3 separate regions of the Homo sapiens genome follow, and regions 1 and 2 are each linked to region 3. The links are chromatin contacts, found by Hi-C in ENCODE. All regions are on one chromosome and are shown on one strand. The core of a region is the stretch at or near the end of the contact, and the rest is flanking DNA. Distances in the headings are between cores, read along the strand shown. Region 1 holds the start of SLFN11 (schlafen family member 11). Region 2 holds the start of SLFN12 (schlafen family member 12). Region 3 holds the start of CCL2 (C-C motif chemokine ligand 2).

What was found. A loop is a pair of places that touch in the nucleus more often than their neighbours do. Pooled maps may share reads with other maps.
Region 1: a loop to region 3 is called in a map of endothelial cell of umbilical vein, with 5 times the contacts of the local background. The contact joins the promoter of SLFN11 here to the promoter of CCL2 in region 3. A Hi-C loop is called at or near these places in 3 of 168 maps with a recorded cell type or tissue (IMR-90, cardiac septum and endothelial cell of umbilical vein) and 2 of 50 pooled maps.
Region 2: a loop to region 3 is called in a map of ascending aorta, with 14 times the contacts of the local background. The contact joins the promoter of SLFN12 here to the promoter of CCL2 in region 3. A Hi-C loop is called at or near these places in 2 of 168 maps with a recorded cell type or tissue (ascending aorta and endothelial cell of umbilical vein) and 7 of 50 pooled maps.

Annotation. Positions count from the first base shown.
Region 1 is chr17:35,371,420-35,375,535 of GRCh38, forward strand. It overlaps SLFN11 (schlafen family member 11), which reads right to left and starts at 2,202. Exons shown (of 7, transcript NM_001376007.1): 1 at 2,055-2,202. It overlaps LOC105371933 (a long non-coding RNA gene), which reads left to right and starts at 1,678. Exons shown (of 2, transcript NR_171638.1): 1 at 1,678-1,808; 2 at 2,493-3,436. It also overlaps the pseudogene UFM1P2. RefSeq lists enhancers at 2,170-2,219, 2,310-2,359, 3,030-3,129.
Region 2 is chr17:35,429,615-35,433,819 of GRCh38, forward strand. SLFN12 (schlafen family member 12) reads right to left here and starts at 2,886. Exons shown (of 4, transcript NM_018042.5): 1 at 2,574-2,886. RefSeq lists enhancers at 2,796-3,521, 2,890-4,089, 3,018-3,237, 4,058-4,205.
Region 3 is chr17:34,252,541-34,256,950 of GRCh38, forward strand. CCL2 (C-C motif chemokine ligand 2) reads left to right here and starts at 2,745. Exons shown (of 3, transcript NM_002982.4): 1 at 2,745-2,885; 2 at 3,682-3,799; 3 at 4,182-4,410. The coding sequence starts at 2,810. The coding sequence ends at 4,287. RefSeq lists enhancers at 1-523, 1,467-2,441, 2,442-3,416.

The sequences.
Region 1 (4,116 bases), core at 952-3,451, 1.1 Mb after region 3:
CATTGAGCAATACCCCACAAGCACAGGCAACTAAAGCAAAAATGGACAAATGGGATCACATCAAGTTAAAAAGCTTCTGCACAGCAAAGAACGCAATCAACAAAGTGAAAAGACAACCCACAAAATGGGAGGAAATATTTGCAAATTAACCATCCAACAAGGGAGTAATAACCAGAACATATCAGGAGCTCCAACAACTCTATAGGGAAAAAAATCTAATAATCCTATTGAAAAATGGGCAAAAGATTTGAATAGTCATTTCTCAAAAGAAGACAAATGGCAAATAGGCATGTGAAAAGGTGCTCAACATCACTGATCATCAGAAAAATGCAAATCCAAACTACAATGAGATACCATCTCATCCAAGTTAAAATGGCTTTTATCCAAAAGACGGGCAATAACAAACGCTGGCAAGGATGTGAAGAAAAGGGAACCCTCAAACAGTGTTGGTGGGAATGTAAATTAGTACAACTATTATGGAGAACAGTTTGGAAGTTCCTCAGAAAACTAAAAATAAAGCTACCACACAATTCAGCAATTCTACTCCTAAGTATTGACCCAAAAGAAAGGAAATCAGTATATCCAAGAGACATCTGCACTCCTATGTTTCCTGCAGCACTGTTTAAAATAGCTAAGATTTGGAAGCACTCTAAGCGTCCATCAGCAGATGAATGGATAAAGAAAATGATGTGCATATACACAATGGAGTACTATTCAGCCATAGAAAAGAATGAGATCCAATCACTTGCAACAACACGAATGGAACTTGAAATCATTACGTTAAATGAAATAAGCCAGGCAGAGAAAGACAAACATCACATGTTCTCACTTATTTGTGGCATCTAAAAATCAAAACAATTGTATTCTAAGAGCAGAAGGATGACTACCTGAGGAAGGGTGGTAGGAGGGAAGGGGTGAGGTGGGGAGAGTTAATGGGTACAAAAAAATTAGAATGAATAAGACCTACTATTTGATAACACAACAGTTATTATAGTCAATGATAACAATTGTACGTTTTTAAATAACTTAAAGAATGTAACTGGATTGTTTGCAACTCAAAGGGTAAATGCTTGAGGGGATGAATACCCCATTCTCCATGGTGTGCTTATTTCACATTGCATGTCTGTATCAAAACATCTCATGTACCCCATAAATATACACATCCACTATGTACCTACAAAAATAAAATAAAATAAAATAAAAACTAATGAGCATAATTGGATTGTTGGTAACACAAAGGATAAATGCTTGAGGCGATGGATACCCCCATTTACCGTGATGTGATTATTAAACATTACATGCCTGTCTTAAAATATCTCATGTAACCCATAAACATATACATCTACTATGTACCCACAGAAATTAAAAATTAATTTAAAAAAAAAGAAAAGAAAGGGAAATGGGCTGCGACAGATGTGCCCTCTTGGAAAACTAAAACTTAGAGCTCTTTGTCCTTCTGGGGTAGCACGTGTATTCTACAGATCTTGTCCAGAGGGAGACATTTTTCTCATTTCTCCCCCCTCTAGATTATAAATCTCCCCGCAGGGCAATGGCAATTCTAATTCTGCCTTTTAGTTTCTATATTAAGGAAAATAGTTTAGAGTGGTTGGTCGGTCACATAGACAGCTGTAGAACTAGTTTCTCAAGTTTAAAATACCAATAACTCTGAAACCTGAGATCTGCAGCCCTGGGAGCCACCAAGGTGCACTCAGTGGCCTTCTAGGCTTCGGTTCCTGCTCCGCGCCCCGCAGAAACCGCGGCTGGCTGGCCAGGGGCTCTTCCAACTTCCAGCGGGAGCAGGTGCACAGGTCAGGCCCGCCCCGCCCCTAATGCCTTCTACCCCCATTACCCACCCCCGCCCCGCCCGCCAGTCCTCCATAGTCCGCTTTTTAGGGAACCTGCTGAGCAAACTAGCTGGGCCCCCGGACAGGGGAGAAAAGCACAGATACCCCCACTCCACTCCACCCCCAGCCCCTCCGCACCCCTCCAGCCCCTCCCCACACCCCACACCCTGGCTGGGGTGGGGTGGGAAGGGTGCTGCTCCCTTCTCGAACCTGGCACTCGAGTTACAGCCCGACGCGGATTCGGCTGGGCTAGACCCTGAAGCACGGGTAGAAACGCAACTCCGGAGTCCCAGGCTGGGGGCAAGGACCCTCTCTGACCTCTCAAGCTCCAGCGCTTCCGAAGCCCCCTTAGCGTTTCCCTGGAGGCGCCCAGGTCGAGTCCTTATATACTAGCGGGTTGGCGCCATCCCACGCACATCCCACGCAGGAGATGCAAGAGCCAATGGGCGGGTCTGCTAAGCCCGCGAACTCTGCCGCGTTAAATTGCCTAGAAGCTCCCACCCTTCTGACTGTTGCCACGTAGTTCTTAGTTTCCGGGAATTTGGGGATTTTTTCCTCCCCCTTCTTCCCACCCTTCCTCCGTCTCCTCGCTCCCTCCATCCATCTCTCCCTCCCTATCATCTATCTATTCATCTATCTGGATTACAGCAAAACAAAGAATAAAGATTATGAAGAAAGAGAAGAACTTCCCAGGCCCAAGCAGCTGTCGGCTCCTGCGCTCCCAACGGGGTGGCCGTTTCCTTCCTCGCACCCTCTTCTCTCCCGGTGCCTGCGGTCCCACCTTCCAGATACCCCTCGGAGAGTCCAGCTGAGCTCTCGCCAGAGCTTTCCCCTTCCAACCCGCTCGACTTGCCCAGATCCCAAGCTGGGCTTCTCTCTCCATCGCCCCAGAAAGTGGGTCTTGGAGACCGAGGCAAGAATTTGGGCCTCCGCTTCTGTTCCAGACCCCGGACCCCTTGCCAAAATGCGGCAGATGTGCAGATTGGGCCGCGCTTGGTTCCTGGCTGGGTTTATGGAGCCTGCGGCTGAGGCAGGCTCCGCAGACCCCGAGCCAGAGTGGGATTTAACGGCGGCCGGTGCGCTGTGCTTGGTCAACCCCGGTAACCGTCACGCTGCTAGTGATATGAAAAAAACCTGCCAGCGTTCTGCTTTTCTGCCCCGCTGCAGTCTTTAGCACCCGCCAGGATTCTGTCCGAGTGTTTGGATTTTGTAATCCTCCTGTCTTTGGCCAACTCCCCATCCTTGGCGGAGCGCTCGCCCTTGGCCGGGCTCCGTGCTGCCAGCCTTGCGGAACCCTAGGCCCGGGCGGCTCTGTCGGAGGCCCACTTCTCACTGATGCGGAGTGGCCCGAGGGTGGGAGCAGCGGTTAATGCCGCACTGATTAATACAGGCTCCAGTGAAAGCGAAAGTAAGAAAATAAAACGGATTTCATTATACATATACAATGTGTGTATGGATACATGTACATACATATTACACTTATGTGTATGTTACGCACGTTTGTTAAAATGAGGTCATAATGTTCATGCTGTTTCATAACCCACTTTCTTTCAATGACCACCTTTTCATTTCAGTAAATCTTCGTATTCTCATGTTGCAGCTTCTCCATTTTTCTTTAACATGTTTACAGAGAGTCTGTGCAAACCTGTACCAAATCCAGAACCATGCATCTATAACGTGCTAAAAGATTGTCAACCTAGAATCCTATAACAACCACAAAAAAGGCCTACCTAAATGGAGGCAAAGTAATGACTTCAGACAAAAAAAAAAAAAAAGGAAATCTGAAAATCTGAGGGAATTTGTCACCAGCCGATCTTTCTTATGAAAAAATATTAAAGGAAGTTCTTTAGCTGGAAGGAAAATGATACCTGAATGAAACTCAGATCTACAAAAAAGAATGAAGAGCACAGAAGATAGTAAATATGCAGATAAATATAAAAAATCTCTTTTTTACTGTTAAAATTATTCTTTTTTTACAATATAACAAAATGTATTTTCATTGGATATTAATTATGAACCCACAATGCATGTAAACTAAATACAATACTTCAAATCATTCTGCACAAAGAAATTACAGATCACATTTATTTAATAACAAAATGTCTAATTGTTTAATAAAATGTTTTTAGGAACTTACAATATAATTTTCAAAAACAAAGAATAAAAATATTAAATATATCACTTTATGGCAGAGGACAACATAAATTTATTTCTGCAACACAGCAGGCAAACTTTTGTGCTAGAAACAGTGGAGAAAAAATTTAAAGCAAAA
Region 2 (4,205 bases), core at 1,636-4,135, 1.2 Mb after region 3:
GATCTCCTTAGAGTTATGTCAGAACAGCAGGTTAGTAGGAACTGCCCACAGGGTGGGACAGAAGTTGTAAGAGCTACCTCCTGGGAAACAAAAATCATGCAACACTCTTTGCCCTCCTAGGATGTCACTTTGCATTTAGTTCAGGACAGCACTGCTCTCATCCTTCCCGCCTTCTAGATAATAAACCAGCAGGGCATGAGGGTGCTTGGTTTTTCTTTTAGGATCTAGCAATGCAGTTCATCAGTGCCTGGTCGCATTTCACCTAAAGAACCTATTCCCCAACTCCCTGCATGTTCAGGACTCCAGGAGGATGGATAACCCTGGGAGGTCTGGACACCCACCAAGCCTGGCCTGACCATAGAGCACTCTGCCCTCCCTGCCTCTCTAGCTCTGCTTGAACACTGCAGATCCCTGGCTCACTGGCCCCACAGCTCTTTAAATTTTCTGGTAATGCTTTAAATTTTCTGGGCTGCTCCCCAGCCCATGCAGGAGCAAAAGTTCCACCCGACCTATAGCTTCCAAGTCCACCATTCTGAAGTCCTCAACAGCCTGCAGTTTATTAGAAGTTGCTACAGAGACAGGAAAGTGTTACCGGTGGAGGGTGTCCTGCTCACTGAAACATTCTGTTTGCAGGAGAAAAACAAAAACTTGGTCTGTTCTAGGATCTATGTGTTTCCTTAAAGTCTTAGAATGAGCAACTCCATTTTGGTTTGGTTTGGTCTGTTGGGGCCATGAGCTCAGTCCAAAACACTGGCCTTTCACAATTTTGTTTTTTAAAATTCCCCCTTTTTGTTCAGGTTCTCACTTAGGTGAGAATGTAACCAAAACGTAAGGCCTTAGCGCCGCTCTCAGTTACCATCATTTTGGGTTTCCAGTCTCAGCACACCATCCATAGGTTACAGTGTCCTCATGGTCGCATATTTGTTTCACTTCTCATCATTCCAGTTGAAGAGAGACCATTTGACATTCTAGAGATGGCTGCATGCAAACATCGAAAACCTTTGAGAGAATACAGTGCACCAGGGAGCCTATTATTATGATGACTATTGGGAGGATAATACCAAGAGTTTGGAGGATGCTCCTTGCCCAGGGTTCCCATAAACCAAACCAGTTAAAATTAAATAGATCAAATAATGAACTAAATAAAGAATCTACCAACTTAAGTAAACAATCTCCTCATTAATCCCCTACAACTGAATCTCTTAATCTTCATTTAATGTATTTCTCCATAGACTCTAAGTGCCAGCAGCTGCACAGATACTTCTCTGTTCAGCCAATTCTATCATAACTTTCACAAAAGAATTTAAAGTCTGTTGTGTAACTATGGCCTTTACAGTAGATGTTCTGAGAACATCTATCCTATGGGTTCTAGGTTGTGAAGGGGTTGATTGTTCTCAGTGAACCATAAAAAGCTTTCTTTACCTGGTGAAAATACACTGTAGCATAATCATGGGAAAAGCTTTTATACAACAAGAAAACATGCATTGAAAGTGACATTGAATAAAATCCCTTTGTAAATGTTTAAATGGCCCATCGGGTAGCCAAATGTACCTGAAGCTTTGATTGTCTTCCCAGGAATATGGATTTGAGAAACCAAACATTGGTTATAAACAACTTTAGCAATTTATAAGTCAGCGGTTTCCATGGCAGTTTGATTTTTAAAGGTCAAACTTCCTCGCACTTCAAAGAACGCTGAGGCCAAACAGCACCAAAGGAGAACATCACACTTTAACCCGACACAACCCTGCTTAGAACAGCAGCACAAGAGCCTGCATACATGCAACTCCATCCCACTTTACCATTCAACAGCAAACTCCAGATTCCAAACAATATTGAGGCCAAACACTACTGCAACCGGAAGAGAAAATTCTAAGGAGGGCTTAGTACTAGGCCTAAGAACCTCTACCAAAGGAACCCCCTTGGAGAGGCTGAGGTCCAAAGGATCCTCCAGAGCATCCCCCTTTAGGGTCCAATCTTAGAGCGTCAGACGTCTCTGACCTTAGGTGGTCACCAGTGCCACTTTACATGTTTTCCCTCCAGAGGGGATGGCCTACTGTGAGCTTTCCTTTTGTCTCTGGATGAAGGCCTTGACTTCTAGCATCCTTATAATTTGATAAGGCCATGCTTTCCCATGGTTCCCATTCCACTAGAGTGATAGTCATGAACTTTAATGATATGAAATGGAGGCTAGGTGGGTTTCTTTTAACCTTAGCCAGTAGAGTAGGGGAAGGGAAGAATTTAACATAAGGAAAGAAGGTTTAAGTCACCTGAAACACGTGTGAGTTCGCCCTGGAGAAGCTGCGTCACACATAGGGATCAGGGACCACAACCAGAAAAGACAGAAAAGAGCCCTTCCCGCTTCTGGGCAGGGCAACTATCCCCATTCACTCCTTGGCCTTCAAGGCAGCACTGGAGAGTAGCCCCCGGCCAGAAACCTGCAGTCGCCTCCGTGTCTAGGCGCTACCCACCAAGGATCCCACGTTGGAAAGGAAAAGAGAAAGAGAGAGATTTACCTGTATGGAGCAGAAAGGAAAAGGGAAAGGAGAAAAATAAATCCCAGACTTTGGGCTTACCTCCTGGTTGGCTTGCCAAAATATGTTACCAGTGAAGAGTGTCCAGGTTCTTGGCGTGTTGAACAAAGAACTGGACAAACACACAAACAAAGCAAGGAAAGAATGAAGCAACAAAAGCAGAGATTTATTGAAAACGAAAGTGCACTCCACAGGGTGGGAGCAGGCCCGAGGATAGCGGCTCAAGAGCCCGGTTTCAGAATTTTCTGGGGTTTAAGTACCCTCTAAAGTTTTCCCACTGGTTACTTGGTGTGCACACAATGTAAATGAAATAGGAGCCCGAGATCAGTCTGAATGGTTGCAGAAAGCGATCAATGGGAGGCTGAAGTGAAGTTACAAAGTTATGCCCTATGAAAACATCTGATTGGACGCAGAAAGCGAAGTTACAAAGTTACATTCCTATGCACATGAAGACTTGGCCCTGGAGACCAGTCTGATTGGTTGCGGGAGGGGACCAATCAGAGGTATTTTCAGTTTTTCATCTGCCATGTAGAAAAGGAGGGGCTACAAAGGAAGTTTGTGGAAAGTTGGGATTTTCCTCCAGACCCTTATTCTCCTGCTTCAGAAGGGAGAGAAAGCAGACCGGGATGGGGGTGCGGGGATCTTCCCGGGAGTGGTGGGGTTGTGTTACCAGTGCCCCACCTCCTCCCGAGCCAGCAGACTCCCCAGAAATGAAAAACTAAGGCTGGAAGGTTTAGCGATGGAGCAGGACCAACTTACCAGCTCGCGGTGCTCCCTAGAAGCTGGATTCTTCGCAGGTGCGAGCACACCCCAGATGCCAGCGTGGACCCTTGAGCAACTGGAAGTTAAAAACCCACGAAAACAGCTCTGAGTGATCTCTAGGGAGCTCTCGTTTCTTTTTCACCCATGTGTATTTTTTAAGACAAAAAGAAAAAAGGTAATTTAAAGAAAACAAAGAACAAAGGAACTTGGCGAGGCCCAGGCTACAGTCCGCGGGCTCACTCTCCACAGAGTAAAAAGAACGCGAATCCTTTTCTGTTTTCCGGCCCTCCCCATCCTGGGCTGCGGCTCCACACTTCCCCAGCGTGGCCTGCATTTCTATTGGGCAGCTGGCGCTCCGGAAGTGTCCGCACTCTTTATTATCGACTCTGCGCCTTTGGGCAATTGTCACTATTTTGGTTCATCAAAATTGAAGAAATACCAGGCATTCTTACCATGCCCCTAAAGGGGTGACTCAACCTTTCCAGCTGTACTCGCATTCCCAGAGCAGCACTGCTGCCCCCTTGCTTAAAAGCACGGTTGCCCCCAGGAACCAGGCCAGGGCAGCTGTGGATGGACAGGAGAGGACAAAGGTGCAAGGAGCGGATTGCTCCAGGACAGACAGATTCAAATACCTACCCCTGGCAGTGTAGGGAGCATCTTGGGGCCATTTGGGAGATTCCTTTATTGGGATGCTCCAAAGGCTAGTCTGGCCGGATACAGTCCTCCTGCCACTTTGCTTTCCTTTAGCCCCCTTATTATGATAATTATGGTAATACATGTTTTTCCTGCTAACTTGTCTAAGAATTGGTGTCTCAGTACATAGCTTTTGAAATGCACACAGGCCACGATGACTCATCACAGGGGAATGTGCAAGTCTGAGTTGCTCCTTCTCCGCAAGCTCCACCTACCCCA
Region 3 (4,410 bases), core at 1,495-3,994:
TGTGCCGAGATGTTCCCAGCACAGCCCCATGTGAGAGCTCCCTGGCTCCGGGCCCAGTATCTGGAATGCAGGCTCCAGCCAAATGCATTCTCTTCTACGGGATCTGGGAACTTCCAAAGCTGCCTCCTCAGAGTGGGAATTTCCACTCACTTCTCTCACGCCAGCACTGACCTCCCAGCGGGGGAGGGCATCTTTTCTTGACAGAGCAGAAGTGGGAGGCAGACAGCTATCACTTTCCAGAAGACTTTCTTTTCTGATTCATACCCTTCACCTTCCCTGTGTTTACTGTCTGATATATGCAAAGGCCAAGTCACTTTCCAGAGATGACAACTCCTTCCTGAAGTAGAGACATGCTTCCAACACTCAGAAGCCTATGTGAACACTCAGCCAGCAAAGCTGGGAAGTTTTTCTCTGTGACCATGGGCTAATTGGTCTCCTTCTCTGGATTGTGGCTTTATCAGATAAAAACAAGTGGTCATGCCACAGGATGTCTATAAGCCCATTGATTCTGGGATTCTATGAGTGATGCTGATATGACTAAGCCAGGAGAGACTTATTTAAAGATCTCAGCATCTTTCAGCTTGTTAACCTAGAGAAAACCCGAAGCATGACTGGATTATAAAGGGAAATTGAATGCGGTCCACCAAGTTCATGGTAAAGGATGCACTAACTGATTAGAGAGAGGTTTCCCCTGATATGAGGAAAACTTCTTGGAAGATGAGGTGAGATGGCCTAGGAAGAAATTCCTACACAAAGTTGCACAGTCTCTAGTCCTGGAAACATTTTATTCATTGGATAAGAATGGATTGAGGCATGAGCAGAGGACTGAGACAAACACAGAGAAGTTTCAACACTGGTTGGGGAGAAAAGGAGTAACTAGTGAGATTCAGGCAGAACAAGAATAAGGCTCCTCAAGAGGCACAAGCAAAGCAGGGCTCGAGTTGATTTGTTCTCTCTTCATCCTGCTTTTTGTAATTCCACCAGAGTCTGAAATGGCCACTCCATAGAGTCTCTGCTCTGGGATTCTCCAGGAAACCAATATCCATCATGAGACATCAAGTCTAGTCCCAGGAAGAAGAGATTCTGGAATGGAAACATCCTGGGTGGGAGTCTCAGCACATCTACTATTCTGTCTGAGTTACTGGACAAATAACTTCAGTTTTAACCTAACGAAAGCTGGGTTGGTTGGAGGACTGGGCAGGCAGCGCTGGAAAGTATGTCAGCACCATACCTGACTCCCTGAATGCACTCAACAATGCCATTACTGACCACTTACTAGAAATAAAACAGTCATTTGTTGAATACAACCCGTTTCTTTTTACAAGTGTAGTGAAAAGTGTTTTCTTTCAAGAAACCCCATGCATTTATAGACATTGCCTCAGTGACCCTTTATGAAAGAAGTCACTAGTCTTTGTATGCCCATTGGGCAAGGGCACCGCAAGGCTCAGAAGGAGGAGGCAGTGGGCTAGGAGAATCGAGAGATCAGAATTTTAAACTCAGCCCAGCCATTAACATGCCTCAAGTACTCCTATCATATTTGTAAGAGACAACAGTTCACTGAAATGAATTCTAAGGTCTTTGGGTTTTTATCAGTGTGCTTCTGTAGTTTCTGAGGAAATCTAAGGCACAACTGAGGAATGAAGTCAGGCTTTCCAATTCCCGAAATACTCCTCCACTGCTTACTCATGTCCCTTGGAAATTAAGAAGGAAGCCAGGAGAATAGCTGCCATAACCAGGGATGAACTTCTTGTCCACTGCTGCCTGCTATGCTAGCAACAGCCTCCTAACTCATAATGACTTAGCCATGAGGAATGTTTCTAGATTCTCCTTTAGCTGTCTGCCCATTTGGAAGATGCTGAGGACAGAGAGAGGACCCAAGCAGGCAACTAGTTGGAGGACTTGTACACGTTTCCTTCCAGCAGTATGTCAGAGAGGTGGCAGCCCACTGGGGACAGGGCTGCCTGGGTTCTGTGCTCGAGGGGACCTTGAGCAGGCTATTTAACCCTTCTGTGCCTCAGTTGCCTGATCTATAACATGAAAATTAGCAATCCCTACTAGATAAAGTTGGGGAATTTACAGAGTTAATATTTGTAAAGGTCTGAGAATATTCCTGGCAGAGTAAGCACTCTGTGAGTATGACACTGGCATTTCTTCTGCAGCACTACATGCTGTCTATGCCTTTGTCCAAGTCTGAAACCCTAGAACTCTTAGAATTCAGTTCAATGTTTACACAATCCTACAGTTCTGCTAGGCTTCTATGATGCTACTATTCTGCATTTGAATGAGCAAATGGATTTAATGCATTGTCAGGGAGCCGGCCAAAGCTTGAGAGCTCCTTCCTGGCTGGGAGGCCCCTTGGAATGTGGCCTGAAGGTAAGCTGGCAGCGAGCCTGACATGCTTTCATCTAGTTTCCTCGCTTCCTTCCTTTTCTGCAGTTTTCGCTTCAGAGAAAGCAGAATCCTTAAAAATAACCCTCTTAGTTCACATCTGTGGTCAGTCTGGGCTTAATGGCACCCCATCCTCCCCATTTGCTCATTTGGTCTCAGCAGTGAATGGAAAAAGTGTCTCGTCCTGACCCCCTGCTTCCCTTTCCTACTTCCTGGAAATCCACAGGATGCTGCATTTGCTCAGCAGATTTAACAGCCCACTTATCACTCATGGAAGATCCCTCCTCCTGCTTGACTCCGCCCTCTCTCCCTCTGCCCGCTTTCAATAAGAGGCAGAGACAGCAGCCAGAGGAACCGAGAGGCTGAGACTAACCCAGAAACATCCAATTCTCAAACTGAAGCTCGCACTCTCGCCTCCAGCATGAAAGTCTCTGCCGCCCTTCTGTGCCTGCTGCTCATAGCAGCCACCTTCATTCCCCAAGGGCTCGCTCAGCCAGGTAAGGCCCCCTCTTCTTCTCCTTGAACCACATTGTCTTCTCTCTGAGTTATCATGGACCATCCAAGCAGACGTGGTACCCACAGTCTTGCTTTAACGCTACTTTTCCAAGATAAGGTGACTCAGAAAAGGACAAGGGGTGAGCCCAACCACACAGCTGCTGCTCGGCAGAGCCTGAACTAGAATTCCAGCTGTGAACCCCAAATCCAGCTCCTTCCAGGATTCCAGCTCTGGGAACACACTCAGCGCAGTTACTCCCCCAGCTGCTTCCAGCAGAGTTTGGGGATCAGGGTAATCAAAGAGAGGGTGGGTGTGTAGGCTGTTTCCAGACACGCTGGAGACCCAGAATCTGGTCTGTGCTTCATTCACCTTAGCTTCCAGAGACGGTGACTCTGCAGAGGTAATGAGTATCAGGGAAACTCATGACCAGGCATAGCCTATTCAGAGTCTAAAAGGAGGCTCATAGTGGGGCTCCCCAGCTGATCTTCCCTGGTGCTGATCATCTGGATTATTGGTCCGTCTTAATGACACTTGTAGGCATTATCTAGCTTTAACAGCTCCTCCTTCTCTCTGTCCATTATCAATGTTATATACCCATTTTACAGCATAGGAAACTGAGTCATTGGGTCAAAGATCACATTCTAGCTCTGAGGTATAGGCAGAAGCACTGGGATTTAATGAGCTCTTTGTCTTCTCCTGCCTGCCTTTTGCTTTTTCCTCATGACTCTTTTCTGCTCTTAAGATCAGAATAATCCAGTTCATCCTAAAATGCTTTTTCTTTGTGGTTTATTTTCCAGATGCAATCAATGCCCCAGTCACCTGCTGTTATAACTTCACCAATAGGAAGATCTCAGTGCAGAGGCTCGCGAGCTATAGAAGAATCACCAGCAGCAAGTGTCCCAAAGAAGCTGTGATGTGAGTTCAGCACACCAACCTTCCCTGGCCTGAAGTTCTTCCTTGTGGAGCAAGGGACAAGCCTCATAAACCTAGAGTCAGAGAGTGCACTATTTAACTTAATGTACAAAGGTTCCCAATGGGAAAACTGAGGCACCAAGGGAAAAAGTGAACCCCAACATCACTCTCCACCTGGGTGCCTATTCAGAACACCCCAATTTCTTTAGCTTGAAGTCAGGATGGCTCCACCTGGACACCTATAGGAGCAGTTTGCCCTGGGTTCCCTCCTTCCACCTGCGTTCCTCCTCTAGCTCCCATGGCAGCCCTTTGGTGCAGAATGGGCTGCACTTCTAGACCAAAACTGCAAAGGAACTTCATCTAACTCTGTCCTCCCTCCCCACAGCTTCAAGACCATTGTGGCCAAGGAGATCTGTGCTGACCCCAAGCAGAAGTGGGTTCAGGATTCCATGGACCACCTGGACAAGCAAACCCAAACTCCGAAGACTTGAACACTCACTCCACAACCCAAGAATCTGCAGCTAACTTATTTTCCCCTAGCTTTCCCCAGACACCCTGTTTTATTTTATTATAATGAATTTTGTTTGTTGATGTGAAACATTATGCCTTAAGTA